Linked DNA regions of Homo sapiens: region 2 is linked to region 1. Evidence: chromatin loops called from intact Hi-C (ENCODE). Cell type or tissue: thyroid gland. All regions are shown on one strand. Each heading gives the region's core, and the rest is flanking DNA. Links, peaks and the distances in the headings are about the cores only. Region 1 has its middle 52 kb from the start of PAPOLG. Region 2 overlaps PAPOLG (poly(A) polymerase gamma).

Region 1 (16,327 bases), core at 8,328-16,327:
CTAGGAATAACCCCAAAAAGCAATTGGTCTAAACGTCTATGACCAGAAGAAAACGCATTTCCCGTAATGAAGTAAGATGATAGTTAAGATATGTTAAGGCATGGCTTTTAAAACATATTAGCAGCATATGATGACTTTTAAAAAGAAAAAACCCATTCCTTAAAGACCTAGCACGAAATATACATAAAGTGACTTAATACTTGCCAAAAACATCTCTTGCAACTATGCCCAAAATATGTACATATTTAAGTAAAGGCCAACAGGCAACATTCAAAAACAAAAAGAGTAACTGCTATGCTCAGGCAACATAATTATGAGTGGCTTATTTTCTCCTTTCAACATTTTCTCTAATATTTTTACATCTTATTGTTAACCATTTGTTTCTAATTTATTGCAAAAGAACAAAGAAAAAGAAGAATCCTTTCTTGTTCTTAACACAGCTATAAGAAGCCTTCCACTCTTCAGTAGGAGACAGTCACTATTTTCATCAAGATTGGCAGAATAAGTAGTTCTAAAGTGAAATGTAGAATTTTTCAAAATTATAGTCCCCTGATCAAGACTGGGGGAAATTAATTTTTTAAAGCATGAGAAAAGAACACTTTCCTAGAGGATACACAAGCACTGGTCAGTCTTTTCCTAACACTGAGGATGCCCAAAGGCTGTTACTCTGACCAGCACTTTCATTATTAAGAAGCTGAGAGGTGAGGCTACTCTTTGACTTAGAGAATATTTTATTGGCAGAAGCTCCAAAGAGATCCTTTCTTTAAATATTCACTGTGTTCAGCGTACCCTATTACCTCAGGGATTTACTGAGAAATCCAAGAAAGTCTGTTTTGCATCCTTAGGCAAAGGTTAGCTATTTCAGGGGGTTGGTGTATGTGATGTGTTTTCTTATGGACACCATAATTCTGTCCCTGAAAACCCCTTTTTTCTACAAGGCCTTTTAAACTTCCTGAATATCTTTGAGATTCTTAAGCTCATCAATGAGTATCAAAAAGTGCTACCTGTGTCCAAACCCACAATTTCTCACCTTCATTAAAATATCTGCCTTCATTGCCCTATTAGATCCCAGAGAATCTTTGTCTCACTTACTTGGATATCACTTAAAAATCCAAGAAGATATAGGGACATTTGAAGCTTCCCTGAGAAGTTGAGTTAGAAATTCAGGGCTCTCTCCTTTTTTTTTTTTTTGAGACTGAGTCTCACTCTGTCACCCAGGCTGGAGTGCAGTGGCGTGATCTCAGCTCACTGCAGGCGCCCACCACCTCGCCCGGCTAATTTTTTGTATTTTTAGTAGAAATGGGGTTTCATCGCGTTAGCCAGGATGGTCTCAATCTCCTGACCTCGTGATCCACCCGCCTCGGCCTCCCAAAGTGCTGGGATTACAGGCGTGAGCCACCACGCCCGGCCTGCTCTCTCCTTTATTCTTTTTTTTTTTTTAAGACAGAGTCTTGCTCTGTTGCCCAGTCTGGAGTGCAGTGGCATGATCTCTGCTCAGTGCAACCTCCGCCTCCCAGATTCAAGCGACTCTCCTGCCTCAGCCTCCTGAGTAGCTGGGATTACAGGCGTGCACCACTACACCCGGGTAATTTTTGTATTTTTGATAGAGTTAGGGTTTTACCATGTTGGCCAGGCTGGTGAAATCTGCCTGCCCCAGCCTCCCAAAGTGCTAGGATTACAGGCATGAGCAACTGCGCCCGGCCTGAATGTCTTTAATAAATGTAACGCCACTATAAACACCAACTATGTGGCCAGGCTATGTATGCACTTACTTTTGAAAAGAGCTTTCCCAGGAGGGAGCTGTTTTGTTCTCATTGAGTAGAACAGAGTTCTTCCAGGAAGAAGACAGAGTTTAGAGAATGAAAGCTGAAATGTTAAAAAATTTCTACTAAATCGGATAATCTTCAACTAGGAAACAATAAAATATACAAAAGTCATATGCAGATACTTAAGTTATAAAGTGAACCATTAATATTTTGCCAGCTATACCTAATGACATATTTGGATTATCAATTACTTTCCATTCAAATTGTAAATCTTTTTCTAAGAATGAAAGAACTAAAAACATGAGAGAATCTGGCCATCTCTAACAGGAACAGATTATGATACTTAACTCCAAACTTGTGTTAGATAACTTTGATCTACACGGGACACCTGGGATGTAGAATATATTTCATATTTTGTTATTAATGATCATCCAGAGATGTCCTAGAAATTTTTTTCTAGTATCTATGCCTTGTTATTCAGACTAATACAATCCAAGATTGTTCTAAAGATGTTTAATTTCAGTAAACCAGGTATTTATACAAGATTTTCCTCATTCAATCCAAATATGTACATATTTTTACTGTAAACTGGGATAAAAGCAGGTTTAGCCACTTTAGTTTGAACTTTACTCTGCTTTTCACTAAAATAATGGAGCTGTATAGTAAAATTGTACTATTTCTCATCAGTATTATCATTTGTTACTAACGAGAAGTTCTTTAATATCAAATGTGTTTTGGAAGAAGAGGGGCCAGTTTTTTTGTTGTTGTTTTTGTTTTTTGTTTTTTGTTTTTTTTTTATTTTGAGACGGAGTCTCGCCCTGTCTCCCAGGCCCAGGCCGGAGTGCAGTGGCGCTATCTCAGCTCACTGCAAGCTCCCCCTCCCAGGTTCACGCCATTCTCCTGCCTCAGCCTCCCGAGTAGCTGGGACTACAGGCGCCCACCACCGCGCCTGGCTAATTTTTTGTGTTTTTAGTAGAGACGGGGTTTCACCGCGTTAGCCAGGATGGTCTCGATCTCCTGACCTCATGATCTGCCTGCCTTGGCCTCCCAAAGTGCTGGGATTACAGGCGTGAGCCACCGCGCCCGGCCTAAGGGGCCAGTATTTTAAAGATAACTTTTTAAAGGGACATTGAATCTAACTCAAATTGAAATTTCTAAACTTATTCTTTCCTTTCCCTACCCAGAAATATCCCCTAGAGATCAAACCCATTCATAATAAGAAAAATGCAAATTACAATCACACTGCTATGCTGAAATATAAATTTTTACCTATAAAATGTACAAAGATAAACAGCTTTGGTCATATACTGTGTTACAAGTATGGGAAACCAGGCACTGTTATATTTTACTTAACAGGAGAGGAAATTGATATAACCTCTATAAAGAACAATTAGACAATAGATAAGTATTCTTTTTCCTCTGCAAATCTTTTATTTTTTTTGTTTTATTATTATTATTATTATACTTTAAGTTTTAGGGTACATATGTGCACAATGTGCAGGTTTGTTACATATGTATACATGTGCCATGTTGGTGTGCTGCACCCATTAACTCGTCATTTAGCATTAGGTATATCTCCTAATTAAATGCAGAAACCATTTGGCTGAGAAATTGAACTTCCAGGGACTTATCATACAGATATGCTTGCACACATGCAAAATGACATATGCACAAGGCAATTCATTGAAGCACTGTTTGAAATAGCAAAGGATTGGAACAACCCAAACACAATGGAATACTGTACCACCACTGAAAAAAAAAAAAAAAAAAAAAAAAAAAGCCATAAATCTGTATATAAAAATTTGGGCCAGGCGTGGTGGCTCATGTCTGTAATCCCAACACTTTGGGAGGCCGAGGCAGGTGGATCACCTGAGGTCAGGAGTTCAAGACCAGCCTGACCGACATGGCAAAACCCTGTCTCTACTAAAAATACAAAATTAGCCAGGCGTGGTGGCGCACGCCTGTAATCCCAGCCACTCGGGAGGCTGAAGCAGGAAAATTGCTTGAACCCAGGAGGTGGAGGTTGCAGTGAGCTGAGATTGCGCCACTGCACTCCAGCCTGGGCAACAAGAGGGAAACTCGGTCTCAAAAAAGAAAAGAAAAAGAAAAAAAAGAATTTGGTAGGACCTCTAAGCAAGGTGCAAAAGAATGTATACAGCATGGTAGCATTTGTGTAAGAGACAAAAATGGTATGTATGTCGTGCCTCTGTAATGCGTCAACTTGACTAGCCTGAACTACATTTCCCAGAATTCCTTTCCCAATTTGTTTCCAGTTAAGGTGGGCCTCAAGAGACACTTCTGCATGAGGTTTCAGAGGCAGAAGTGAAACAAAGCCATTTTAATTTTTATGCGGAAAAGGTGGAAGCAGGCACTTTTGTAGTTCACACACAATGTTGTGTATCTGTTGGCTCATCTCTTTGGCATGGAGAGCATCAGCTGACCTGCAACTACTTCACCTTCCCCTGGATTCTTCTTCAGCAAGCGTCTCCAACTCTGGGCTCAGATGTGTGCTTTGTGTTTTGTTTTGTTTTGTTTTTTGTTTTTGAGACAGAGTCTTGCTCTGTCACCCAGGCTGGAGTGCAGTGGCACAATCTCGGCTCACTACAACCTCCACCTCCCAGATTCAAGCGATTCTCCTGCCTCAGCCTCCTGAGTAGCTGGGATTACAGGTGCCCACCACCACGCCCGGCTAATTTTTGTATTTTTAGTAGAGACAGGGTTTCACCATGTTGGCCAGGCTGGTCTTGAACTCCTGACCTCATGTGATCTGTCTGCCTCAGCCTCCCAAAGTGATGGGATTACAGGAGTGAGCCACCGCACCCAGCCAGATAGAGGTTTTGTATGAGGGATTGGCTCACTTGAGTATGGAGCAGTCCCATGATCCACAGTCTGCAAGCTGGAGGCCCAGGAAAGTTGGTGGTGTAGTTTCAGTCCAAGCTCCAAAGCCTGAGAACCAGGGGCCAATGGTGTAAGCCCCAGTCTGAGTTTGAAGACCTGAGAACCAAGATATAGATATATAGAGAGAGATAGATAGATGATAGATAGATAGATCCTATTGGTTCTGTTTTTCTGAAGAACCCTAACTAATACTTAGGATTTCTCTGTCTAGAATCAGCCTAGGCAAACATAAAAGAGAACAAAGCTGATAACGTTGGTTCTCATGTGTCCTTTGTCCTTTGCTCTTTCTACCACTCTCTGTCAAAGGACCTCATTTGTTGGGACACTTAAGATGTATAGTACTAAAAGGCACTGGGATGCCCTAAGAGAACTAGTCCCTCTTAAGGCCTTTATGTAATCAGCCTATATAATCAGCTGTGTAATCCGCATCAAGTAGACTCTATCAAAGGTAGCTCATCTCTCAATGGTTTGTTCAGTCCAGCTGAGATCAACCAACCTGCATATAATCAGAGTTCCTTGAGGGTTCAGGACTTTGGAAATAATACAGTTTCAAGAACCAAAATAAGACTTGTGGTAAAGATGATTATCGTTAATAACTGTATAACTCTTAACAATTTTCAAACTACTTCTATATGCATTGGCTCATTTATGATTTATATATTAATAGCAAATATTAATTACTGTATATCCACATTGTACAAAAATTTCAGCATACTCTAGTCACTCCTGAAGGACCATCATTAATTCCACTTTACAAATGAAGAAATTGAGGTTTAAAGACATTGAGACTCACCCAATATATTCGAGTAAGTATCACAATTAAGACTTGAGCCCAGCTGGGGATGGTGGCTCACACCTGTAATCCCAGCACTTTGGGAGGTCGAGGCAGGTGGATCACCTGATATCGGGAGTTCGAGACCAGTCTGACCAATGTGGAGAAACCCTGTCTCTACTAAGAATACAAAAAGTAGCCAGGTGTGGTGGCGCATACCTGTAATCCCAGCTACTTAGGAGGCTGAGGCAGAAGAATGGCTTGAACCCAGGAGGCAAAGTTTGTGGCGAGCCGAGGTCCTGCAACTGCACTCCAGCCTGGACAACAAGAGCAAAACAAGAAAAAAAAAAAGAAATATATATATATATATATATAAACATGAGTAAATCTATCTATGTACTGTTTCTCCTTGTGCAATTTATAATAATGCAGTATAACATGTAGCTAACATAATGGGGCTTTTTTTTTTTTTTTTGAGACAGACTCTTGCTCTGTCATCCAGGCTGGAGTGCAGTGGCCCCATCTCGGCTCTCTGCAACCTCCGCCTCCCAGGTTCAAGCAATTCTCCTGCCTCAGCCTCCTGAGTAGCTGGGATTACAGGCGCGCACAACCACGCCCGGCTAATTTTTGTATTTTTAGTAGAGATGGGGTTTCATCATGTTGTCCAGGCTGGTCTTGAACTCCTGAACTCAAGTGATCCGCCTGCCTCAGCCTCCCAAAGTGCTGGAATCACAGGCATGAGCCACCGTGCCCAGCCTTAATATATATTTTTAAGCAGTTTTTGGTTCACAGCAAAATTAAGAGAAAGGTCCAGATTACAAGCGTGAGTCACCACACCTGGCCCAGGTTATGTTTTTCTTGAGTATTATTACCTTCCTTTAGTTTAAACCTTCCTATGTCATTCTGTTATAGATGTACCTATTGTAAGAAGCATAATCAAATCTGGTAGCTACTTGTCTTTCGATGTATGAATTTAATTTACTTATATTTGTTGTTTCAGTAATCTATATAGACTTATTTCTACCATCATTTTTTTTCTTTACTATTTGCAATTCTTTTTGTCAGTTTTTTCTCTTTTCTTCCCTGTCTTCTGTTGCACTGATAAATTTTTACAACTTTACTTCACTTTCAAAATCTGTATTTTGTTTTTGTTTTTGTTTTTGTTTTTGAAACAGAGTCTCACTCTGTTGCCTAGGATGGAGTGCAGTGCAATCTCCACCTCCAGGGGCTCAAGCAATCCGCCTACCTCAGCCTCCCAAGTACGAGTGACCACAGGCACTCACCACCACGCCTGGCTGATTTTTGTATCTTTTTATAGAGATGGAATTCTGCCATTTTGCCCACGCTGGTCTTGAACTCCTGGGCTCAAGTGATCCTCCTGCCTTGGCCTCCCACAGTGCTGGGATTACAGGTGTGAGCCACATTGCCTGGTCAAATATTTAGCCTATATTCTTCACCATAAGTTTTCAATAACATCTAAAATTACTTCCTATTTGTATCCTCTTACTGATTATAAAAAGCACATAAAGGCTGGGCACAGTGCTTCACACTTGTAATTCCAGCACTTTAGGAGGCTGAGGCAGGTGAATCACCTGAGGTCAGGAGTTCAAGACCAGCCTGGCCAACATGATGAAACCCCACCTCTACTAAAAATACAAAATTTGCAGAGCATGCTGGCAGGTGCCTGTAGTCTCAGCTAGTTGGGAGGCTGAGGCAGGAGAATCGCTTGAACCCAGGAAGCAGAGGTTACAGTGAACCGAAATGACGCCACTGCACTCCAGCGTGGGTGACAAGAGCGAAACTCTGTCTCAAAAAAAAAAAAGAAAGTTGGCAAAATGTTAATTATTGCTAAAGCAGGGTAATGACTACAGTATTTTACAGGACTTAGAATAAACTATCTATTGAACATACACACAATCTTTTGTTTTGTTTTTGAGATGAAGTCTCCCTGTTGCCCAAGCTGGAGTGCAATGGCATGATCTTGACTCACTGCAACCTCCGCTTCCCGAGTTCAAGCGATTCTCCTGCCTCAGCCTCCCGAGTAGCTGGGACTACAGGCATGCGCCACTATGCCCGGCTAATTTTTGTATTTTTAGTAGAGACGAGGTTTCACCATGTTGTTCAGGCTGGTCTCGAACTCCTGACCTCGTGAGCCGCCCACCCTGGCCTCCCAAAGTGCTGGGATTACAGGCGTGAGCCACCACGCCTGGCCCTTTTTTGTTGTTTTTTAAGAGACTGGGTCTCACTCTGTCGACCAGGCCGGAGCACACCAGCACAATCATAGTTCACTGTAACCTGGAACTCCTGGCCTCAAGCAATCCTCCCACCTCAGCCTCCTAGAGTATTAGGATTACAGGCATGAGTCACTGCACTCAGCCATGATCTTTTTATTGAGGGGAGTTATTATTTTTATTGTTTTATAAAAACATACAAAAATGTGTTTTATGGGGGACTGTTCAGCCACATAAATACCTATCCTGATATATTTCATCTGCACCTGTGCTTAGTCTTTCAGTCAGTTGGTTGCTTATGTTTGTATGCCATGCTTTCCCTCTGGGTGCACTTTTCTTCTTGAGGAGATTCTTAACCATCTCTTCACTGAGAGCCTGTGACAAGTTTTACTTTTATTTTTGAATGATAGTTTAACGGGGCATACAATTCTAGGTTGATGGTTGTTTTTTTTTTCTCAACAAACACTTTCATAATTTTACGTCTTTGTCTTCCGGCATCTATCATTGTTGATGAGAAGCCAGCTGTCAATGTAGTTGTCATTCCTGTGTAGATAATTGGTTTTCTTCCTCCTTCTGGTCACTTCTAAGATTTTTATTTTTATTTTTTCTGAGACGGAGTTTCACTCTTGTTGTCCAGGCTAGAGTGCAATGGAGTGATCTTGGCTCATTGCAACCTCTGCTTCCCGGGTTCAAGAGATTCTCCTGCCTCAGCCTCCCAAGTAGCTGGGATTACAGGCGCGTGCCACCACATCTGGCTAATTTTTTTTGTATTTTTAATAGAGATGGGGTTTTGCCATGTTAGCCAGGCTGGTCTCAAACTCCTGACCTCAGGTGATCTGCCCTCCTTGGCCTCCCAAAGTGCTGGGATTATAAGCGTGAGCCACCGCTCCTGGCCAGCTTCGAAGATTTTTCTATTTATCTCTGATGTAGTGTCACAATGTGGCCAGTGCGTGGGCTTATTTTCATATATTCTGCTTGGTATTTGGGATGCACTTTCATTTCAGGATGCATATTATTTAATTCTAGATTTTTTTCAATGCTAGAATTTTAAAATGTTTAATTTCCTCAGTTCTCCTTTCCAATCTACTAATATTCTAATCCTTTCTGATCTGAGTTTGTCCCAGCTATTGACTTCTCTTTCAAGAGCTGCATTTTTATTTCCATTTGTTTTCCTTATATGGATAGTATCCTTTAATTTTTCCTTTTGAGAATGTGACATTGAAGTTGAGAAAGTAGAAGCCATGGGAACCGGCAGGTCTGGAGTATTCCTGGCAGAGAGGATACCTTTAGGACTGTCTGCTCCTGTACCAGCATTTACTTTCAACTTGACCTATAAGCACAGCTTGATTAGCCAGCACATTGACCAAATCTAGAGGCTTCTGGTGCTCTATCCATGCACTTATTACCTAGGTTCAGGGTTGTAAGTAATGTGATCCATAGACCTTCTGAGTAGCTGACGGGGTCTTGGTCTCATTAAGTGAGCATATACTAACTGACAGAATCTCTACCTTTATTAGGCCAGTTTAGCCATATTGTATCCCAGAGATAAACACAGCATGAGCTGACTGAGCAAGACTGCATGGTTTTAGTTGGAATGAACAACAAAAGGCAAATTTTTATATTTACTTATTGTTCCTTTTTTTATTGACCTATAAATGTCCACGTGTTCCAGCACCATTTGTTTTGTTGTTGTTGTTTTGTTTTGTTTTGCTTTGCTTTTAACAGATAGAGTCCCATGATGTTGCCCAGGCTGGTCTGGAACTCTTGGGCTCAAATGACCCTCCCACCTCAGCCTACCAAGTAGCTGGGACTATAGCGACACACCACCACACCTGGCTTAAATTTTATTTTTAGTGTCAAATATGCACTTTATGGAAACCAATAAAATAATTCTATACATATAAACAAAACAGTTAAATATCACTTAGCATGATCTTGATTGTATATAAAAGAGCGAACTTGGGCATTAAAATCACATGGCAGTGCTCACAAAGGTATTATATGGATGATTTGGATGCTCCAAACTGTACTAATGTTGGTTTTTTGGGGTTTGTTTTGTTTTGTTTTGTTTTGTTTTGTTTTGTTTTGAGGCAGGGTCTTGCTCTATCACCCAGGTTGGAGTGCAGTGGCATTATCATAGCTCAACTGCAGCCTTGAACTCTTGGTCTCAAACAATCCTCTCACCTCAGCCACCTGAGTAGCTGGGACTGCAGGTGCATGCCACCACAACAAGCTAAATAGTTTCTTTTTTAGAATATTTAATTTGCAACCAAAAAAAGTTTAATCTTGGCTAGAATTTGAAGATACCCAGTTGTAGAATTATTGCTCCCACTCCCTATAGATGACTGAGTAGCTGGCTGAGTCTTGGCCTCATTAAGTGCATGTATACTGACAGACAGAATCTTTACCTCCAGTTGGGTGGCAGTGGCAGTAGGCAATTCTAGTGTTCTTTTCCTCATGCCTCGTCACCTTCAATACCAGAGTCAATCCCACTGATGCCTCTTCTCTCCCTCTTCCCTTCCTCCTTCTCAACAATTACCATTCTTACAATTGCCCATTTTGTGCCACAGGACAGTACTATACTTTCTGACTGAGAAATTAACATATCCACATTTCTTGTATTATCTAATAAAGTGAGCTTTACTATCAGTCTGTCAGACCACTCGGGTGCTGACACACAGCACAGGTAGGTAAGGCGATCCCCTTGGCACAACCACACAGTTTGCTCACACATAGCACAATGGGCCCACTGGCTGTATGCGTGCCATCCACCAACCTTGAAGTCATGCTGAATGTTTTTCTTTTATAAACTTAATAGTGTTGGCTTTGTCTAGCATTCGTCATCCTCATTTTTCACAGTGCTTCTAAATTAAGAAATATTTAGATCAAAAGAAGCTGACTAATCTACATTGAGCTTTAAATTTTTAACTCATTTCTGAAATTCCCTGACAAAGTAAAACAATGTTAAGTTTTTCACATTGCAGAAAAACTCTCATACTTTGGGGCTTGGCTAATTCTAGTAAGTCTCTTTTTGGATGAAGTAGTTCAAGCACAGAAGCTGTCTTCATGAAAAGAGAAAACTCTCTCCAGTTCCTCCTTAGAAAGAGGTCAGTGCCTTGATGATGTTCTCTTCTAGAGAATAATGTACTATGTTTTCCAACAAAGAACCTGCTGTTTCCAATTCAATATTACCTGTCTAAATTCACTACCCAATGCTGGTAGAGAAAGAATGTTTAGTACAAAAGAAATCTATGGTCTTAGAAACCAACAGATAAAATCAGTTAATATGAAATCAAATTCAAGTTTTTAAAAAATATTTATTCCATTTAGAAGCAAAGTATGGGTACAGATAATTTCAATAAAATTAATTTTTAAATAAATACAGGCTGGGCGCGGTGGCTCATGCCTGTAATCCCACCACTTCGGCAAGCCAAGGCAGGCGGATCATTTGAGGCCAGGAGTTCAAGACCAGCCACTGCCAACATGGCGAAACCCCATCACTACTAAAAATACAAAAATAAGCTGGGTGTGGTGGTGTGCACCAGTAGTCCCAGCTACTCGGGAGACTGAGGCAGGAGAATCAATCACTTGAGCCTGGGAGGCAGAGGTTGCAGTGAGCAGAGATAGTGCCACTGCACGCCAACCTGAGCGACAGAGCGAGACTCCATCTCAAATAAATAAATAAATAAATAAATAAATAAATAAACACAATCTGTTAAGATGGGATGAAAGTTATCAAAACTGAATTTCCCATGGCTTTTGAGGTTTCCCATGGTCTTCAAGAACTGGTATGATCTGGCCCTTGGGGTGTCCTCCAGCCACAACCCAGGCCTTATGCCATTTGCTAATTTCGTTTTCCAGGTATGTCAGCCTTCCATCAGCTCCTAGATGAGCTGTTCCTACCACAGGTCCTTTGTATCTATTGTTTTGCCTGCCTGGGATATTCTTCTGCCTCTTCTCATTTAAATGTCACCTCTTTAAAGAAACCTTCCCTGAGTGCCCTATGCAAGTAGGTCAGCCTCCTTAGTCCTTGTCACCACACTCTGCCTATTTCCTGCCATAACATTAATCAGAGTCTTACTTTCTTATTGACCGGTTATTGATCATCTGTTCCCCATACAAGAATGTAAACACCATGAAGACAGGAATCTGATTTGTTTTGCTCTCCTAGACTTTATGTGCCTGGTGCAGAAGTCTACCAGCCAGCGATGTCTTCCTGATACAGCTGCCTCTGATTTAGAAAAAATCATTAATGTGATTCAAACAGTAAAAGCCAAGACACCTCGATGGATTTCATGCAGAATTATCCACATAACAGAATTTAGGATATTCCCTAAAAGCCACAAACCCTAGCTAGTCTTGAGGTTTGAAATTTTGAGTTCAGTTCTGAAATGTTTGTATTATGGTTAATTCTGCACAATGGCCACTAGAGGGGGTCATAGCCAAATACTATACTCTGAAATTTCAGATTTTTCAGAGTTAGAATTTTTTGAAGTTCTGCAGCCCAACCCTACTTTCAGCTTCCCTGACAGATGTCCATCCCACTTCTTTAAAAACAAACAATATATGATGAAGTCACTACCTCGTGGGACAGACTATTCTTCAGCAGGGCAGCACGTTACTTAGAAAGTGCTCTTTCTCCTTGACCTATCTGTAACTGCCCCTCCTTGCCTAAAACCATTAAGAGACCCAACACTAGGCCAGGAGCGGTGGCTCATGCCTGTAGTCCGAGCGCTTTGGGAGGCCGAAATGGGCGGATCACTCGAGGCCAGGAGTTGGAGCCCAGCCTGGCCAACATGGTGAAACCCTGTCTCTACTGAAACTACAAAAAAATTAACCAGGCGTGTTGGCCAGAGCCTGTGGCCACAGCTACTTGGGAGGCTGAGGCACAAGAATCGCTTCAGCCTGGGAGATGGAGATTACAGTGAGCCGAGATCTTGTCACTGCACTCCAGCCTGTGGGACAGAGGGAGACTGTCTCAAAAATAAAAATAAGTCAACACTTAGAAGCAGATCTTAAGATGAGGGGGGAAAGCCAGGCACGGTGGCTCACACCTGTAATCCCAACACTTTGGAAGACTGAGGCAGGCAGATCACTTGAGGCCGGGAGTTCGAGACCAGCTTGGCCAACGTGGCGAAAGCCCGTCTATACTAAAAATAGACAAATTACCCAGGTGCCTGTAATCCCAGCTACACAGGAGGCTGAGGCAGGAAAATCGCTTGAACCTGGGAGGCGGTGGTTGTAGTGAGCCGAGATTATACCACTGCACTCCAGCCTGGGGGATAGAATGAGACTTCATAGCAAAAAAAAAAAAAGAAAAAAAAAAGAAAAAAAAGAAAATAAGAGAAAAAAGAAAAGAAACCAATGCTACTTTGGGTTCTAAGCTGAGCCATGCTGTCTAGAATATCATTTAGAGTCTTGGCCAGTCTATGCCAGCATGCTTCCCACCCTTCCCATCCTCAGCCACTGCTCCAGATGGAAGGTCCCTGTGTTTTCTCTCCATTGACCCACTGGCCCACTGCTCGCACAGTAAACCTACCTCCAACATTGTCAGCACCCCTCCCATAGGAAACTGCTTAGTTTCTTGCCATGACTGAAAGCTGGCTGTCCTGAAGAAGGTCTGGCTCCCCTGCCTTTGTCTCCAGGAAAGGTGGCAGGTTCTCCCAAGGCCCCAATATCCTAAGCAGGATTAGCATTTGCCCAGCTGCCAGCACCGCTCTCAAGGCATCACTTCTGCTGGGAGATTTGTGTCATTCTGGTGCTCCACCACCCCTTGTTTACCTACTGGTCAAGCCAGCACAGAAGACTTTGGGTTCTCATGTCAATCCAGTACCACCCTATTCTGTGCGGATAACTTGTCCATTCCACTCACCCCTTCATTGCGCCCACAACTGGGATCTCACATTGGACCTCACATGGGCCCTAGTAATTGTCTCTCCAGTTTACTCAGTCCCCATTCCCCATACTATCTCCTGCCTCTCACTAAGCTTCCACTGCATTTGCTCCTCACAGCTCAGCCTTCCACTTCTTTTCCTATCCAACCTACACTCCCACTATTATTTTTCTGAGCTCCTCAATATCCTTACCCACTTATCTTTCTTCCCTGTTGCCCAGTCAAAACCCCAACTGTATAAATCCAACCATTGTCCCTTTTTGTTGCTCCTACACTAAACACTGCTAGTGAAGATAACAATAGCAAATATTTATTGATAACTACTTTACAAGATAGCACTATTATTATCAGTAGATAATGAATGAGAAAAACAAGGTCCTGAGGGAATTAGTAAATTGCCCTAGGTTACACAGGGAGTAAGCCACACAATCTGGCTTAATTAAATGTGTTGAAAACATGTAAAGGCATGGTGGCTCATGCCTGTAATTCCAGCACTTTGGGAGGCCAAAATGGGCAGATCACTTGAGGCCAGGAGTTCAAGACCAGCCTGGCCAACATGGCAAAACCCCATCACTACTAAAAATATAAAAATTAGCTAGGCATGGTGGCATGCACCCAGCTACTCGGGAGGCTGAGGCAGGAAAGTCACTTGAACCCGGGAGGTGAAGGTTGCAGTGAGCCGGGGCAACAGAGCAAGACTCCGTCTCAAAAAAAAAAAAAAAAGATATAGATGATGAGAACATATTTAGCAAGCTTGATCTAGTGGACAAATATAGAACACCGTCTCCAATAAGTAGACAAGCACGCATGCATTTACAAAGATTGACAGTGAACTAGGTAAGTAGTACTGAAAATTTTTGGTCTCTGAACCCCTGAACATACTTAAATATTATATGTATAAGTTATATTTACACACTTAAAATTACTGAGGACTCAATGAGCTTGTGTTTATTCGGGTTATATTTACCAATATTTACTATATTAGAAATTAAAACTGAAAGATGTTTTATCTATGAACATATTAAATAAATTTAAAAATAACAATAGGCCAGGTGGCTCATGTCTATAATCCCAACACTTTGGGAGGCCAAGGTAGGAGGATCATTTGAGGCCAGAAGTTCAAGACCAGCATGGGAACGTAGTAAGACCCTGTCTCTACAAAAAATAGAAAATATAAAATAAAATAACAATAATTAAAAACCCATTACATGTTCTCATAAACAAAATTTTTGTGGAAAAAAAATGCCATTTTAAAAAAAAAGGGATGGGGGAGAAAATGGCATTGTTTTACATTTTGACAAATCTTTTTAACATCTGGCTGAATAGAAAAGAGCTGGATTCTCATAGCGTCTGCATTCAGTCTGTCGGGATGTGTTGTTTTGGTTGAAGTCCATAAAGAACACCCAGCTTCACATATGAGAGAAAGAAAGGCAGCCCCAGATGCCCAGCCAGGCCTTGGTTCTTCCAGGAGCTGGCCTGGCACACAGCTGGACTTCATAGTTTCCTGCTGAACGTAATGTCACAGAACATCCACATCAGACAAGGCCACCCTGTGACTGTGATGAACCAAACAAAAACAGAACCAGGAACTTGTCCGAAATGACCAAACATCCTCCTTTTCCAGTCAATCTGAGTCACTGCTCACAGCTACAGCGTGGCTCCACTGAGCCCTTCTCTTCTCCTTTCCTGCAGCTGCTGTGGTGGAGTGCCACAGACCTGATGGCTTCAAACAGAATATAGCCTCTCTCAGTCCTGGAGTCTAGAAGTCCGAAGTGAAGGGATAGGTGGGGCCATGCTCCCTCTGAAGGCTCCCGGGAGAATCCTTCCCTGCTGCTTCCAGCTTCTGGTGGCTCCAGGCGTTCCTTGGTTGGACAACTTCAATCTCTGCCTCCACCTTCCCATGGCCTTCTCTGTACCTGTCTCAAATCTGCCTCTGCTTTTCTCTTCCCCTAGGTAATCCAGGTAATCCAGGATGATCTCCTCTTGAGATCCTTAATTACATCTACAAAGATTCTTTTCCAAATAAGCTCACATTTACAGGTTCTGGGGGTTGGGATGTAGACATACCTTTTGGGGGGGCCACCATTCAACCCACTATACCTTCCCATAAATAAGATTTATTAAACCTTTGCAGCCATCACCAAAGGTGGAGCAGCCAAAATGAAGTACAATCCCTTTGTGACTTCTGACCGAAGCAAGAACTGCAAAAGGCATTTCAATGCACCTTCCCACACTCGCAGAAAGATTATGTCTTCCCCTCTTTCCAAAGAGCTGAGACAAAAGTACAATGTTCGATCGAAGACCATCCAAAAGGATGACGAAGTTCAGGTTGCGCGAGGACACTGTAAGGGTCAGCAAATTGGCCAAATAATCCAGGTTTACAGGAAGAAATATGCCATCTACATTGAACGGGTGCAGTGGGAAAAGGCTAACAGCATAGCTGTCCCTGTGGGCATTCACCCAGCAAGGTGGTTATCACTAGACTAAAACTTGACAAAGGCCACAAAAAGATCCTTGAACGGAAAGCCAAATCTCGCCAAGTAGGAAAGGAAAATGGCAAATACAAGAAAGAAACAATAGGGAAGGTGCAGGAATAAAATAATCTTTTTTATTTTCTGAGACGGAGTCTCGCTCTGTCACCCAGGCTGGAGTGCAGTGGCGCGATCTCGGCTCACTGCAAGCTCCGCCTCCTGGGTTCACGCCATTCTCCTGCCTCAGCCTCCCGAGTAGCTGGGACTACAGGCGCCCGCCACCACGCCCGGCTAAT
Region 2 (16,327 bases), core at 3,592-11,591, 97 kb after region 1:
TCATACGTGAAATAAGGTGAAAGTGACAGCCTTCAGTCTAATAACCTTGAAGTGGTTTTTGAACTGTCAAACTTTGACCTGTAGATGCTGTAGCATTCTCTCACTGATTGCTACATACACTTCTCTGAGGATCACCTGCTGTCAAATTGCCATCTACAGTATTACAGCTTTGCATTTGGGGGTTTTACTGCCTTAACTTTCAATGCTTGTTATGGGAACCAGTTCTTAGCCACTTGGACACTGATAACAAGTCCTGAACTCCTTTTTTGTTTTGTTTTTTGTGTTTTTCTTTTTTTGTCTTATGTTGTAATCATTGTATAGAGCTAAAAAAATTGAAAACAAACAAAAAAATTGTCTTGTATTTTCCAAATGTTAATACATTTACTTTAGCATTGAAGCCACTTTGAAACCTGAGATAAATGAATGTGAGGTATCTTTTCTGCTTTCCTCATTTGTGTAGATGTACTGTCTGTTCTGTTGATTTAAATTATTTTTTTCCAGATTGGCACATGAAATATTTAAACTTTTTTGTGTGCCTTTCTGTCCAAATGTTGCATAGTTACCAGGGAAGATTAGTCCAGTGATTACATAAGAGTTGGGCACCATAAATTCTCTATATTTTGCCTCCCATGGAGGCCTTTGAAATGCATCTTTATTAAAAATCAAAATATAACCAGGATACTGAAAGTCAGTATATGAATGGTAAAATTGTTACATATCCTATTTCATGCCATTCTTGTTAGTTGACTGGTATTTTTTACTGAGGAGCAACTCATTCCAGCATCAACAATAAGATAACCTTTAAGTATGGCACACTTGTATTTTTGAGGTGTAAAATTAACTTGGCATGATAATTCCTGATCATTATTTACCCCACAACTTCAAATAGTTTCTTCACGGACTAGGCATGCAGAAATAAGCAGTGGATTTTATTGAAACCTAAAGGCATTTTGAATGACATTGTTACCAACCATTAATTGGCTCAGGACCTTTGTAATTTTTATTTAACTATATGAGTTGTCTTTTTTTACGCTGCTTTTTTCAATGCATTTCTTAATATTTTTTAAGTTTCATGAATGCATGCTCAGTTTATTAAAATCCATAACCATGTAATTCTTGTAATATGTTGATTCAGTGTTTTGTAAATGAAGTCGTATGTATTTTCAGAGTATTTTTGTATGTACTGTAAGATACCATCTTTTCAAAGAGAAACGTTTAAAACCTTTATTGTCTCTCCTTAGTCTAATTTTTTAAATATGGATTATGCTTGAATTACTATATTTAAAATGAAAATGTATAGATTACACAGCCAGGAATGCTAGTATCTACCACCTTCTTTAGATTTCACTCAGCATTTAGTAGGTCCAGTAGGAAAAACCCAAAATGGTACATTGAGTAGTGTGGGGAAGACACCTCGTGTATTATAGGACTCACGGGATGCCATCTAGCAAGTGGAGAAATAGCAGTCCATTTTCTCTTGCAAGCCCTTTACCATTGAGTTGAAATTCTTGAATTGCCAGAGAGCCGTATCCTCCAGGTCCCACTCCTGTTCATTGCCCCTTAGGTCTCCAAAATGTAAATTCTAATGTTTACCTTGTACCATGGAAAACATGAAAAGAGTCTTAGAAGTAAAGAACAACAAGGAAAAAAATGTTTGTTCTATTATTCCCTTTTTATATAGCAGCAAAAGATAAGAATAAAATCACATAACCAAGTTGAAGCTTCCTTGGCAAAGCTGTTGTCTTAGCTGACTCTTTCCCTTTATTCAGATGTTTTGGGATTGTTCTACAAATAGTCTATTTGAGCAAAAATGAATGATTATGAAAGAACCGAAGAATTATCACCTGACTTCAACTTTTGAAAGCTTTAGTAAGGAATTTGATTAAATTTTATATACTGGATGTGTATGCATTTCTGCATTTCATATCTTTTGCTTTTAAATCAGCCTTCAAAGTATCTTTAGGAATTCCTTCTGTATCCATGTTTACCCCATTATGTAAATAGATCTTTGGAGTGACTAGTGGAGTTTTTCTTTAATAAGGAAGCAACAAGTCTAACCTTGTACTATAGGATAGGCATTTATTTTAGATTAAGGAGCCCATTCAACATGTCAATGAGTCAACATTAGAGTCCTCAAAGATAGCATTCTTCAACCTGTTTGGTAACTGAGGAGTTGATAAAATACTTTTGAGATGGTGGGGTTTGTCAGAAATAAAATATTTTCTATCCTGACCAGTAGGTAGAACTTTGAGTACATTTCGTTAACTTGGTGGGAAGCTTCCATTGTACTAGTTCCAAGTAAAAAAGGAGAAAGTATGATCTGGGATTTTGTGTTATGATGAGAGGCACTAAGTACATGTGTTTGTTTTGTTTTGTTTTGTTTTGTTTTGTTTTGTTTGAGACAGAGTTTTGCTCTTGTTGCCCAGGCTGGAGTGCAGTAGCCCAATCTCGGCTCACTGCAACCTTCACCTCCCGAGTTCAAGCTATTCTCTTGCCTCAGCCTCCCAAGTAGCTGGGATTACAGGCACCCACCACCTCGCCCAGCTAATTTTTGTATTTTTAGTACAGACAGCGTTTCACCATGTTGGCCAGGCTGGTCTCGAACTTGTGACCTCAGGTGATCCACCTGCCTCGGCGTCCCAAAGTGCTGGGATTACAGGCGTGAACCACCGCACCCGGCCGTGTTTGTTTTCAAGTGTGAAAAAATACCTAGAAGTATATTTTATGAAGTCAAATAATCTGTTCTTCAGTATATAGACACATGTTCATTTTCACAAGGGCATTACATTTTAATTTGCTCATTTTTCAGTAGCTCTGGAGAATATGTATGAAAGGAAAACAATTACCTGCTAGCTTAAACCTTAGGGACTTAACCAATTCAAGATAGAGGTACATGGCTTAAAACTTTGTAAAACTGGGACAGGAGAATTATTATTTTTTTATTTTTTATTTTTTTATGAAGACAAGAGTTTCACTCTGTCACCCAGTCTGGAGCACAGTGGCATGATCTCACCTCACTGCAACCTCTGCCTCCCGGGTTCAAGTGATTCTCTTGCCTCAGCCTCCCAAGTAGCTGGAATTACAGGCCTGTGCCATGCCCAGCTAATTTTCGTATTTTCAGTAGAAATGGGATTTCACCATGTTGGCCAGGGTGGTCTTGAACTCCTCACCTCAAGTGATCTGGCTGCTTCGGCCACCCTAAGTGCTGGGATTACAGGCATAAGCTACTGTGCCCAGCCAGGAGAATGAATTTTAAAAATCTATGTTAGTGTTTAAAATGAGTGCTTTGTTTTAAAGCAGCAATTTAGTAGCATTATTAAAATGCTTACTTCACTATAGTAGCAATTAGGTAAAGATGGGCAATATCAAAATGGGCTAAACTTATTTTCCACTATGTTCCACACCTTTGAAATAGGAATTCCTAACTTGAGAATCATGAACCCTTAGGGAATCCTTTATAATTGTGTATAAGAAGTTCTAGTTTACATGCATTTTTCTTGGGGAAAGTGCATAGTTTAGATCAGCTTCTCGAAGTGGCAAAAGTATGGGAGTTAGGGTTAGGAACCACCAGGATTGAATAATCCTGGAATATTATATAATTTTCTACTTTTGATTTTGCTGTGGTATATTTCTGAAAATGTGCTGTGGCTCCTAACTAGTAAAATGGGCTGGTGAGGGACTCTGGAATTCTGAATTTCTAAGTTTATAACCTAAAATGAAACTGTAAAGTCCTCGGTATTTAGAAAAATGCTTAATCTCAGATTTACAGATGGCCTCATGATAACTTAGATTCGTTAACAGGGTCAAACTTTAGTTCAACAAATTTCAACCCAATATTATCACAGTACAATAGCTTAGAATGATCATTAGAAATGGTAGAAAATAGAATAAATCATTAAAGATCCCAAAATGTTGAGTTCTGTAGCATGAAAACTCTCTTGCTCCTCCATGTTTGTAGTTCAGGCCAGAACAAACTAAACAGACCAATAAATATAAAAGTGATAGTTTAGGGAAAAAAAAAAACTTTGTATAAATAAAATTGTATGTGTGTTCAAATAACTACCTATTAAATCATCCAAAGCTTAGAATTTAAATTGGTCATAGTAGCAAATAGTGCAGATGATGGAAGAAAACCAGTCTCAATAATGGTTTTTTTTTTCCAATTGCATAAGGTCACGTCATCCCCCAAATTGTCTATTTTTTCTTTTCTTTTTTTTTAAGATGGAGTCTCGCTCCGTCACCCAGGCTGGAATGCAGTGGCGCAATCTTGGCTCATTGCAACCTCCACCTCCCAGGTGCAAGCGATTCTCCTACCTCAGCCTCCCAAGTAGCTGGGACTACAGGCGCCCGCCACCATGTGGGCCTGGCTAATTTTTGTAGAGATGGGGTTTCAACATGTTGGCCAGGCTGGTCTCAAACTCCTGACCTCCAGTGATGCACCCGCCTCGGCCTCCCAAAGTTCTGGGATTACAGGCGTGAGCCACCGTGCCCAGCCCCTATTTTTTCTGAAATAATTTTTCGGATATACTTTTATATTTGAAATTAGTTGAACATAAGATGATCATCAAGCTTGCTATAAGTTTTAAGCTATTGCTACATTTGAACAAAGACCCACGTACTTATCTTAGAAAGTACTTAGGATATCTTTGAGATTAATGGTGCTACATCACTCTACAGTACTATGTAAAATGAATGGAGCTGCTGTTCCTTTCTAGCTAGCTGTTTGTGTAGTTCATATTAATTTACCCTGCCTTTTATTTGGATTGTCTGATTTCTTAGTTGTACACATGAACCTCATTATTTGCCTGGAATAAGTAATCAAATAAAATTGCTTTGATAAATAGGTGATGATTGAGTGATGTTATTTGGGACTAACTCAAAAGTACCAGAAGTCTTAACTTTTCAGTGACAACCAATTTTGTCATTTACCACTCAGACTCTTTTTGGTAGATAATGGTATCTACTACCCACTTAGTATGAATGCAAAGCTCAGACCTAATGTGCATCACACAGAATCATTTATTAAACGTTTATCAGCAAGCGGTGGCACAACAGTTTATACAGTCTGCTCTATAACCTTAATGGAGTGTCCCAGCTTTCTGTCCCTTTTGGTGGTCTGACCACCCTTTCATGAAAAGGCCACTTGAGGTGTCTATGTCAAGCACTAGGGGCAAAATTCTGTCACCCTTCTGATCAGGATCAGGCAATCAGTCCTCCGTACTAATAATGGCTGGACACAGGATCAAGCTGTGGGTACTATGCATACAAGTACAGGTTACAGGGCTCGTTACATTCTTAAACCTCTTGTAAGAATGGACAGTGACTGGTTTTTAGCCAATCCATGTGCTAGTGCTGAATTCACAAATAAGAGCTTGTGTCTGCGTCGTTAGTATTACTAGCAAGCTGTTCATGTCACCAATGGAAACACATTTGACATTTATTAAGCTAATTGGCAAAGTCTGCATTGATTGAGCTATGGATAACAAGGGCTTCTAGTAGTCACTTTTGAAGTGTGGGCTTCTCGATTGGATTGCTAGGTGGCCATCTCTGGAGTGTAAATTTCTGGTTGGGGCAACTCACTGCTCCTAGGACATAACATACTAACACAATTACCATGCTGTGATAAAATGTTTTCTAAAGTCAATTAACATCATAACAGGTTCTTCGTGGATCCAAATGTGTTACAGTACTAAGGACAAAAATAAAACGTATTGGGGTCGGGTGCAGTGGCTCACACCTGTAATCCTAGCACGCTGGGAGGCTGAGGCAGGTGGATCATTTGAGGTCAGGAGTTCAAGACCAGCCTGGCCAAGATGGTGAAGTCCCGTCTCTACTAAAAATACAAAAATTAGCCAGGTGGTAGTGGCATGCACCTGTAATCCCAGCTACTCAGGAGGCTGAGGCAGAATTGCTTGAGCCTGTGAGGCAGAGTTGCTGTGAGCCGAGATCATGCCACTGCACTCCCGCCTGGGCAACAGAGTGAGATCCTGTCTCAAAAAATAAAGAAAAATATATTGGGCCAGGCATGGTGGCTCACTCCTGTAATCCCAGCACTTTGGGAGGCTGAGGCGGGTGGATGGCCTGAGGTCAGGAGTTCAAGATCAGCCTGGCCAACATGGTGAAACTCCGTCTCTACTAAAAATACAAAAATTAGCCAGGTGGTAGTGGCATGCACCTGTAATCCCTGCTACTTGAGAGGCTGAGACAGGAGAATCACTTGAACCCGGGAGGCAGAGGCTGCAGTGAGCCAAGATCGCACAACTGCACTCCAGCCTGGGGGAGACAGAGTGAGACTCCATCTCAAAAAATAAAAATAAAATAATGTACTGCTTTTTAATCCCCTATCCTAAAAACCATCTTTCAAACCATATGATCCAACCAAACTGTTTTAATGGATAGTGTTTAAAAATATATACTTCAGGGCCTTCCTTGCCAATCTTTGATTATTGACATTTTTGGCTTACTGCTGCATAGAGACTTCCATGATACCCTAGCCAGACTCTTACCTTTTCAGTATGTTACTTGTACGTTTGAACGTTTAAATTATTCTGACTTGTGTAATGCTCAGTTTACCTGTTTCCCCTGACAAGATTGTAGGTTTGAGAATAGTGACCTCCGGCCAAGCACAGTGGCTCATGCCCGTAATCCCAGCACTTTGGGAGACCAAGGAAGGAGGATCGCTTGAAGCCAGGAGCTGAAGACCAGCCTGGCCAACATAGTGTCTCTACAAATAAAATTAGCCCAGTGTGGTGGTGCTCACCTGTAGTCCCAGCTACTCAAGAGGCTGAGGTGGACAGACTGCTGGAGCCCAGCAGGTCAAGGCCGCAGTGAGCTATGATCACGCCACTCCACTCCACCCTGGGTGATAGAGTGAGATTCCATGTCTTAAAAAAAAAAAAAAAAAAAAAAAAGAAAGTGAGCTTTATCCAAAAATCTTTATGTAGTGAATACCCAGAAAATATTTAAGAGGAAAACACATGAGTCCTTGTTTGGTTTGAGGGGTAGGATTGTTTTGTTTTTAAATTTAAATAGGATTATCTTAAAGAGAAGCCCAATGAAGGAACTAAGATGCAAGAAGGCAAACAAAACTTCCTGAGGCCATTAAGACACGTTGTCTGTGCCGGGCACAGTGGCTCACACCTGTAATCCCAGCACTGTGGGAGGCTGAGGCAGGCAGGTGCCCAGGCTGTTCCTACCAAGGGGCACCTGCAGGCCCACGTGGAGCCACCGTCAGTACCCCCTTGGCCCCCATCCTGTGCTCCTCGGTGCCCAAAGTCCGGAGGGGCTTAGGCAGCAGGGGGCTGGTGTGTCGGCGCCACTCCGGGCGCACACACACCTGGCCGGGTCGTGACAGCACCCAAGCTCGGCTCCAACTTTGCTCTACCCTGGAGTGGGAGCCGGGAGCAGGGAAAGGCCAAGCAGCGGGAGCAGGCACTTCCGAGCCTGTCGGGGAAGAGGGGCTTCCCAGGTCCCTAAAAGCTAGGGATGCCTGGGTCCGCAGTCGTGACTGGGTGGCTGCAGCTGCACCCAGGAACATCAGGCTCCTGCCCTTCCAATTCAGAAGTGGGCAGGGGTCCCGCCTGTTCCAGGCTCCTGCTGGCTCCATGGCACACGCAGCCCTGGCCGCACCTTCCCTGCTGCAGCCGCTCCAGGTGGGCCACTGCTGCCATCAGTGGCTTGGCTGTGAATGGTCACATAGTCTTTACAAGTAGAGAATAGAGAATATTGAACTAGCCAAAAATTGTAACTATATTCGGAAGAATCGGGGAGGGAGGTAGGACAGGGTGTGAGAGTGAAATCCTCATCTTCAGTGGCAGTGAGTAGTAAATATCTAAGACAAAAATCTAGGATAATATATGCAAGTTATTTAGAAATTTGTAAGTAATCAGTAGGAGAAAAGTCTTAAAATTATGAAAATGTTTGCCTCTAGGGAGCAGATATCAAGAATGAGAAATAGGAAAGTAGATTTTTTTTTTTTTTTTTTTTTTTTTGAGACAGAGTCTCGGTCTGTTGCCCAGGCTGGAGTGCACTGGCACAATCTCAGCTCACTATAACCTCTGTTTCCCAGGTTCAAGTGATTCTCCTGTCTCAGCCTCCTGAGTAGCTGGAATTACAGGCATGTGCCACCATGCCCAACTAATTTTTGTATTTTTAATAGAGACAGAGTTTCGCCATGTTGGCCAGGCTGGTCTCGAACTCCTGACCTCAGGAGATCTGCCCGCCTCGGCCTCCCAAAGTGCCAGGATTACAGACGTGAGCTGCCGCGCCCAGCTGAACTTTTTGACTTTTAAACTAATATATCCACTGTCTAACCAGTAGGGGGTAGGAGAATGTTGCAGACTTTGAAGCCCACAGACCTACGTAGATACCTCAGCTACATCTCTTACCACCTGTGAGACCTTGGACAAATTGCTTAACCTTTGGGTTCAAGGTTACTAATCTGTAAAGTGGAATCTCAACACTTATTTCATATGACAAAAAATGAAGGGTTTAAGAGGCTCTGTAGTTCAATGGCCTAGCCTCAGTTGCCAGCTCTAGCACTTACTTATTGACTATAAGAAATGGTGGAAGTTAATGCCTCAGTCCCTCAGTTTTCTCTTCTGAAAAAGTGGTGACGATCATAACAGACTCTACACCCAAAAAGCTGCTAAATGGATTAAAAGAGGCAATCCAAAAGTTCCTAGTATAAAGTGGAGTTCAAGAGTTTTTTTGTGGCATGATGAGTTACATGAAATAGCATATGTCATACACTATGCATCGTGCTTGACCCACAGTGAGCGTCCCTTCTCCTAAAAATACATCACAAGAATCGGGGAAGAAGGCCAGTGTCTGTCTCTCCAGCCAGACTGAGGAATAGATCTCCACCTCCTGTGCAATAGTGTGAAAATACATGGCCTTTGCCCTGTTACCAAGCCCTTCTCCAAGTATACCTCTCAAAACAGTTTTATTCAGAGAAATGTGTAGAACTCATTGAATTCTTACAAAGTTTCCCTGAAGGCCTGGCTCAGTGGTTCATGCCTGTAATCTCAACACTTTGGGAGGTTAAGGCGAGAGGATCACTTGAAGCCAGGAGTTCAAGACCAGCCTGGGCAACACAGTGAGACTCCTGTCTCTACAAAAGAAAACATCAGCCAAGCATGGTGGTATGTGCCTGTAGTCCCAGCTACTTGGGAGGTTGAGGAAGGAGGTTTGCTTGAGCCCAAGAGTTGAAGGTTACAGTGAGCTATGATTGTGCCACCACATTCCAGCCTAGGCAACTAAGTGAGATCCTGTCTCTGGCAAAAAAAGAAAAGAAAAAAGTTTTTCACTGAGTACTTTAGTTCACTTAAAGATTATAATAGGGCCAGGCATGGTGGCTCATACCTGTAATCCTAGCACTTCGGGAGGCCAAGGCAGATGGATCACTTGATCCCAGGAGTTCAAGGCCAACCCGCGCAACATAGGAAGACCCTGTCTCAACAAATAATTAAAAAATTAGCCGGGCATGGTGTCACATGCCTGTGGTCCCAGCTGCTCGGGAGGCTGAGGGAGGAGAATCATCTGAGCCTGGGAGGTTGAGGCTGCAGTGAGCGGTGATCACACCACTGCATTCCATCCCGGGTGACAGTGAGACCTTGTCTCAAAAAAACAAACAACAAAAGATTATAACATTAAACTGAGATGAAAAAGCTTATCAGGCTCATCTCTGCCAGCCCAGGACTCCCAGAATGCCTGGCAAAGTGCAGCACCAATGTGTAATAGATGTTCTATAGCAGAAACAGCCATCCTAATTTCAGCTCTGACTAGATCTAGAAAATGGGCCACACATGGAGAGATGGCCACAGGAATGATCTAAAGCCACGCCCACACACAGATGCAACTGTATCTCATTACTCCCACCTCTCCTGGGAGTGAGACAAAACTGTCTAACCCAGATCCCAAGTCACTTCCTGCCAGGGCTTCTCAGCAGTTCAAAGAACTTCTATGTGCAGGTTCTTTCCAAATAGATTGGTTTCTTGAAACTCACAAGAAGTCAAACACCAGAAAAGAGGGGATTTCTGAAAGCCACCCACTAGGATGGCAACTGGTACTTGGTAGTTTCAAATATTAAGAAAAGAAAAAAAATTGGCGTTGATTAGGCAGTATCTAATCTCCCTAAGCACAGGAAGTGAAGGCGATTGAGTCTGATTTGCAGGAGGCCCCGAGGTTGCACAAAGCAGTCACTCCCCTAGCATGGCCCACTCACTGCCTGCTGAGAAGCCTGCTTTGCCTGCCTCCAGCTGAGCACACCAGAGGGAAAGCACCATTAAATTCCCTGTGCACTCTTCAACCAATTAGCTGCACCAAGGTCACCAGGTGAAGGGCGTGGGGAAGCAGAGAAGAAAAGATGCTATGGGCTTGACAAGGTTAAATTGATGGGGCCCGTGGGACATGGCTATTCATTCCATAAATGTTTATCGAGCCCCTAGCATCCACCTGGCATTGAGCTAGCTAGGCACCCAGAGCATAAACAAGATTTAAACCTGTCCCTACACTGAAGGACCTCTCAGACTGGTAGAAAGTTAGCTGACAAATATCTAGGTTATGCTGTGCTGTTGGGAGCACTGCAGAGGGACCCCTTAATTCTGCCTTGGTCAGGGATGGTGTTGGGGAACAACAACCCCAGAGCTGAATGTTGTAGGCCAATTAAGAGTTTTCCAGGTGAAAGCTGGGGGAGGTGGAAGGCTGGAAAGGTTCTGGAAATTGGATGTTGTAGTAGGGCTGTGTGAAAGGAGCATTAGTTGCATTTGGGGAAAAGGTATGAGGCTGGAATGTAGACAGAGTCCTGCTTCCCATGGACAAGAGAGGGAGAGGAAAAGACAGAGGCATGGAGATGGTAAGGATAAGGAGGCTCCTGCAGTATGGGGAGAAGAAACTAAAGTAACATAAAGGAATACGTTCCAAACTTTGGAGGTAGAAAGGATGGGGTCGCTGACAAACTGTATTCAGGGAAGAGTGGAGGAGGGTGCCCACCTTCCTTGGACTGGAAGGCTGACTGTATTGTCATTAATCAACTCTGAGATACCAGGGGAGGGCTGCGGGAGAGGGTACCTGAATTTAGATTTGGGGGTGTTGAACTGGAGCTAGCCTCATGGCCATCCACGTGGAGATGTACGGTAGACCATGGGAAGTATTGGTCTGGAGCCCTAGAGAGAGGCCTTGGCTGGATGTCCAGGCTTCACAGCGTGACAGACTCATCTTTATGGATATTTGTTAAGCGGGAATCTCGGTTCCTACCTCCCCAGACCTGCTGCAGGAACTCCGGGCCGCTCTGGGCTTTGCCCTGACAAGCAGGAGGGGTGGCTTACCCGATTGGTCAGCTTGGGGAGGGAACTAAGCATGTGCGGCCACACCCTGTGGCTCCTCCCTTTTACGTTTTTCCCGCCCTGCGCAGTGGCTCTGCTGTGTCTGCGGGTGGCCTTGACTGTGAAGAGCCCGTGCTTGGAGCACACTCAAAGCCGCTGTCTTCAATGAGCTGTATTAGTAATAAGGCAAATGTTTTGGACTCCGTCTGTGTCCTAAACTCACAAGGGAGAAAAGAGAGTGTCGTGTATTGAATCCCACTGGCAGGCTCCCAACAGTATTAATTTGTGTGGGTTGGTTTGTTTTTTGGAACAGAGGCTCATTCTCTTGCCCAGACTGGAGTGCAGTGGTGTGATCCCGGCTCACTGCAGTGTTGACCTCCTGGGCTCAAGCGATCCTTCTGCCTCAGCCTCCCAAGTAGCTGAGACTATGCCCAGCTTTAAAAAAAATTTTTTTTGGAGAATTGTGGTCTCCCTATGTTGCCCAGGCTGGTCTCAAACTCCTGGCCTCAAGTGATCCTCCCACCTCAGCCTCCCTAAGTGTTGGGATCACAGGTGTGAGCCACCGTGCCAGGCTAATTTGTGTTTTGTTTGCTGTTTTTCCCTTCTCTGCATTCCAAGCTGGTGGCCAGGCCTAGTTCCTTTCCTGAGATGTTTTTGCAGGGTAAAGAACAGATACTGGTTGTCTTTGTTTGGTGTTCGTGGGGTGGGGACTTTGAGAGTTGCAAGAGGAGAGAGAAGAGAGTCACCCTGGGATTGGGAGAGAGGAAATAGCAGGTTACAGCAGACTGGGGTCTGGGTGCTGCTCCATGTCAGGTCACTGGTGGAGGTGACAAGTCCTAAAGGGGGTGGTTTGATCTGTGTAGTTAGGAAGGCTGGACCCCAGGCCTGGGAGCATTCACTTTGCCAAAGGTTCCTCTGCTCTAAGCAGCAAGGCTATTAAACCTCAAGGGACAATGCAGTCAGACCAGGAAGCACCTCAGCAGTGATTAGCATGAGCCGAAGACCAGTGCCTTTGCCTAGCAAGACTTCCCAGGAGGAGCCGACTTTGGCACACCCCTGGGTAGAATGTGGGACATTCAGCAATTACTGAGATTAATTTCCTGTCAGCTCAGTAGAAGGCGGCTCAATATCAGATTGAAGTTGATTTAAACAAAGTCAGGAAGTGTGTCATGGCCAGGTGCAGTGGCTCACGCCTGTAATCGCAGCACTTTGGGGACCGAGGTGAGTGGATCACCTGAGGTCAGGAGTTCGAGACCAGCCTGGCCAACATGGTGAAACCCCGTCTCTACTAAAAATACAAAAATTAGCCAAGCGTGGTGGTGGGCGCCTATAATCCCAGCTACTCGGGAGCCTGAGACAGGAGAATCACTTGAACCTGGGAGGCAGAGGTTGCAGTGAACCGAGATGGTGCCACTGCACTCCAGCCTAGGTAGACTGAGCAAGACTCTGTCTAAAAAAACAAAAACAAAACAAACAAAAAAACCCCAAAAAAACCTGTGTTACTTCTTTCACATGTGAGTTGGAAGACTAAAATTCACAGCAGCAATAGTAATCAGAACATAGAGGTGCTGGAAGTACGGGAGGTGGGGAGTCAGAGGGAGTGAATCCAAGGAGTGTGGGCAAAGCCTGGACAATCTCAGATTTAGGGGTAAGTGAAGATAGAGGAGGCCAAAAAGGTGAAGTCAGCAAGACAGGAGAAGCTGAAGAGGAGGGTTAATGGCATTCAGTGCTGCGGAGGACAACTAAGACTTGGATTAAAAGGTATGTATGTGATTTGGCATTTGGAGGTCACTGATGACCTTAGCAGAGCAGTGCTGTGGAGGTGGAAGTGATTGCAGAGAAGAAAGGTCACATTCTCAAGAAGAGTTGCAGGGGAAAGAAGGAGAGACTACTGGTCATAGATCAAGGTGGAGGGAAGGTTTATTTTTAACTTGGGAGATTTATGGACATGGCTTAAGGTTGAGGGGAAGAAGGCAATGGAACAATGGTGGATACTCTATAGAGCCAGAGCCAGAAGACAGGGACATTTGCACATATTGAGGAACTGGCCCTGGAGGCAAGTAGAAACATGGAAAGAAGAGGAGAAGTTGTGGTAGGCAGCTTCTAAGATGGCCCCCAACGATCTGTGCCTCCTGGTGTTCATGCTTTGGTGTAACCCCTCCCCTTGAGGGGGCACTACACTTATTGACCCACGTCTAGCACATAAAATACTATTCACATAGCTGGGTGTGGTGGTGTACACCTTTAATCCCAGCATTTTGGGAGGCCGAGGCAGGCAGCTCATTTTAGGTCAGGAGTTCGAGACCACCCTGGCCAACATAGTGAAACCCTGTCTCGGCCAGGCATGGTGGCTCATGCTTGTAATCCCAGCACTTTGGGAGGCCGAGGCAGGCAGATCACCTCAGGTCAGGAGTTCGAGACCAGCCTGACCAATATGGAGAAACCCCGTCTCTACTGAAAATGCAAAATTAGCCGGGTGTGGTGGCGCATGCCTGTAATCCCAGCTATGCGGGGGGCTGAAGCAGGAGAATCACTTGAACCTGGGAGGCAGAGGTTGCGGTGAGCTGAGATTGTGCCATTGCACTCCGACAAGGGCAACAAAACGAAACTCCGTCTCAAAAAAAAAGAAAGAAAGAAAAAAGAAACTCTGTCTCTACTAAAAATACAAAAATTAGCCAGGCGTGGTGGTGCATGCCTGTAGTCCCAGCTCCTCGAAAGGCTGAGGCATGAGAATCCCTTGAACCTGGGAGGCAGAGGTTGCAGTGAACTGAGATCGTGCGACTGCACTCCAGCCTGGGTGACAGAGAGACTCTGCCTCAAAAAAAAAAAAAAAAGGATACTGTACAAGTGATGGGATGTCACTTCTGATATATTAGGTTATAAAAAGCATGTGGCTTTCATCTTCGGCACTGTATTGAAAAACAAACTTTTTCCTCTGCTGTCATATCACAGTAATCAGCACAGAAGACTTCTGTGAGCAAATGTGTGGAGATATCTCCCCACCAGCAAGCGAGCAGTCAGTTCTGCAGTGGACACCAGCTGGATGTCTTCTAATTCAGTTTTGTTCTGACACTGACACCATCTACCTGGAGATAGCATCAGATCCCACAAGTTGAGGGCTCAGTCCCACAAGACTGCCCCCACTTCAGACACCAGTCGCAAGTCTAGGCCTCCGTAACTTCAGACTGACCAGCTTCAAGTTGGGGTTCCCACGATGCCCTCTGTAGGCATGATTCATTTGCTGGAGTGGCTCATGAAACTCTGGGAAACACTTACGTTTACTGATTTATTATTTTATTTATTTATTTATTTTAAAATTTATTTATTTATTTTAAGACTTGCTCAGGCTGGAGTGCAGCGGCGCTATCTTGGCTCACTGCAACCTCTGCCTCCGGGGTTCAAGGAATTATCCTGCCTCATCCACCCTAGTAGCAGAGATTACATGCACCTGCCACCACACCCGGCTAATTTTTGTGTTTTTAGTAGAGACAGAGTTTCGCCAGGCTGATCTCAAATTCCTGGCCTCAAGTGATCCACCTGCCTCAGACTCCCACAGTGCTGGGATTACAGGCATGAGCCACCACGCCTGGCCTCTTTAATGAGTTTTTATTCACCTTCCTGGAAGCCTCCATGAGTTCAGCTGTTCAGAAGATTGACATGCCCCGTCTTCCTGGGCCTGGAGACTTCATTGGATAGGCATGACTGAAGCCTGGACAACTATGTAGAAATGTGATTGGACCGAAAGGGTATAATCTAATAAGAATAGGCTGAGTGAGGAAATTCAGCAAGGCCCATCGGTTTAGATTCTTCTTGGCCCTCTGTGCAGCATTCCTTTCTCCTGGGTATGGGGCACGACCCCTTCTAAAATGGGGGTCTTATAACCTACAATCAGACAAAGTAGGCCAGAGAATTTATTTATGACCAGTACCAAGGCAGAAAGGTGGGGGAAGATTATACTTTTAGTTCCTATGGCCTGCCTTGGGGAGAAAAAAAGATCAGGTGAAAGGGGCGCAGGAGAAGGTCAGAGAAAGAGATTCTGCTTCCTGAGGCCTAAAGTGCCCCAACATTATAACAAAACACTGTCTTTCACCTTTATCATTCTGAAGCTACTTTAGGAACCAAGGACAAAGGGACAAATACTTTAACAAAAGATATGCTTATTGTTTTAGTCACTTAACTTAGGAGTCACATAACTCCTAAGAAGGACTATAGGAGTTATCAGCCAGGAACTGTGGACAAAAATACACACATATATGTAATATGTTATATATATCATAATATCACAGGCACTCTGTCTTGTTCTCTCTTGGATTGCTCGCCCTGGGGGAAGTCAGCTGTCATATTGTTTTAAGTCAACCCTATGTAAAGCTGCATGAACGACCTTAGGAGCCTTCAGCCCGTCAAGCCTGGAGGTGACTGCAGCTCCAGCCAATAGCTTGATTGCAATCTTATGAGAGACTCCGAAGGAGAGATACTCAACTAAACCAAAACCAGAGTCTATAGACTATAAGATAATAAATGTTTATTGTTCTAAGACATTCAGTTTTGGAGTAATTTATTACACAGCAATAGACAGCTAATAAGTAGACAAGTGGCCAGGCACAGTGGCTCACGCCTGGCAGGTGGATTACTTGGGCACCAGAGTTCCAGACCAGGCTGGGCAACATGGTGAAACCCTGTCTCTACAAAAAATAAATACAAAAATTAGCCAGGCATGGTGATGTGCACCTGTAGTCCCAGCTACTCAGGAGGCTGAGGTGGGAGGATCAATTGAGCCCAGGAGGTGGAAGCTATCTCTAGAATGGAGACAGCTGCAGGAGCAACACATTTTGGGGTGGAATCAGGAGTTTCTCTGTGATATGTGAAGTCCTGAGAGGCTTATGAGAGAGGCCATACGCATTTGGGAATTGTGTCCAGAATTCAGCATGGGAGTCATCTATGCAGGAGATAGAATCTAGGAGCCATCAGCGTATTCATGGAATTTAGTCTTGAGACTGGATCAG

The links. Hi-C counts contacts between places; a loop is a spot of excess contacts. Peaks named below come from ENCODE experiments on the same cell type or tissue, not always from the same donor. Only the 100,000 strongest peaks of a DNase experiment are listed, where the experiment ranks them.
Region 2: a loop joins it to region 1, with 2.2 times the contacts of the local background. A loop is called at or near these places in 8 of 110 quality-filtered maps.

What each region holds. Positions count from the first base shown.
Region 1 is chr2:60,695,764-60,712,090 of GRCh38, forward strand. It overlaps the pseudogene RPL26P13. Among named protein-coding and RNA genes, the nearest start is that of PAPOLG, 52 kb to the right of the region's middle. In thyroid gland, for the core only: a CTCF peak has its summit at 12,089 (motif pointing right); no DNase peak of the experiment used is centred there.
Region 2 is chr2:60,797,244-60,813,570 of GRCh38, forward strand. It overlaps PAPOLG (poly(A) polymerase gamma), which reads left to right. Exons shown (of 22, transcript NM_022894.4): 22 at 1-4,843. Among named protein-coding and RNA genes, the nearest start is that of PAPOLG, 49 kb to the left of the region's middle. RefSeq lists an enhancer at 10,012-10,111. In thyroid gland, for the core only: a CTCF peak has its summit at 8,305 (motif pointing right); no DNase peak of the experiment used is centred there; H3K27ac peaks cover 1,212 bases.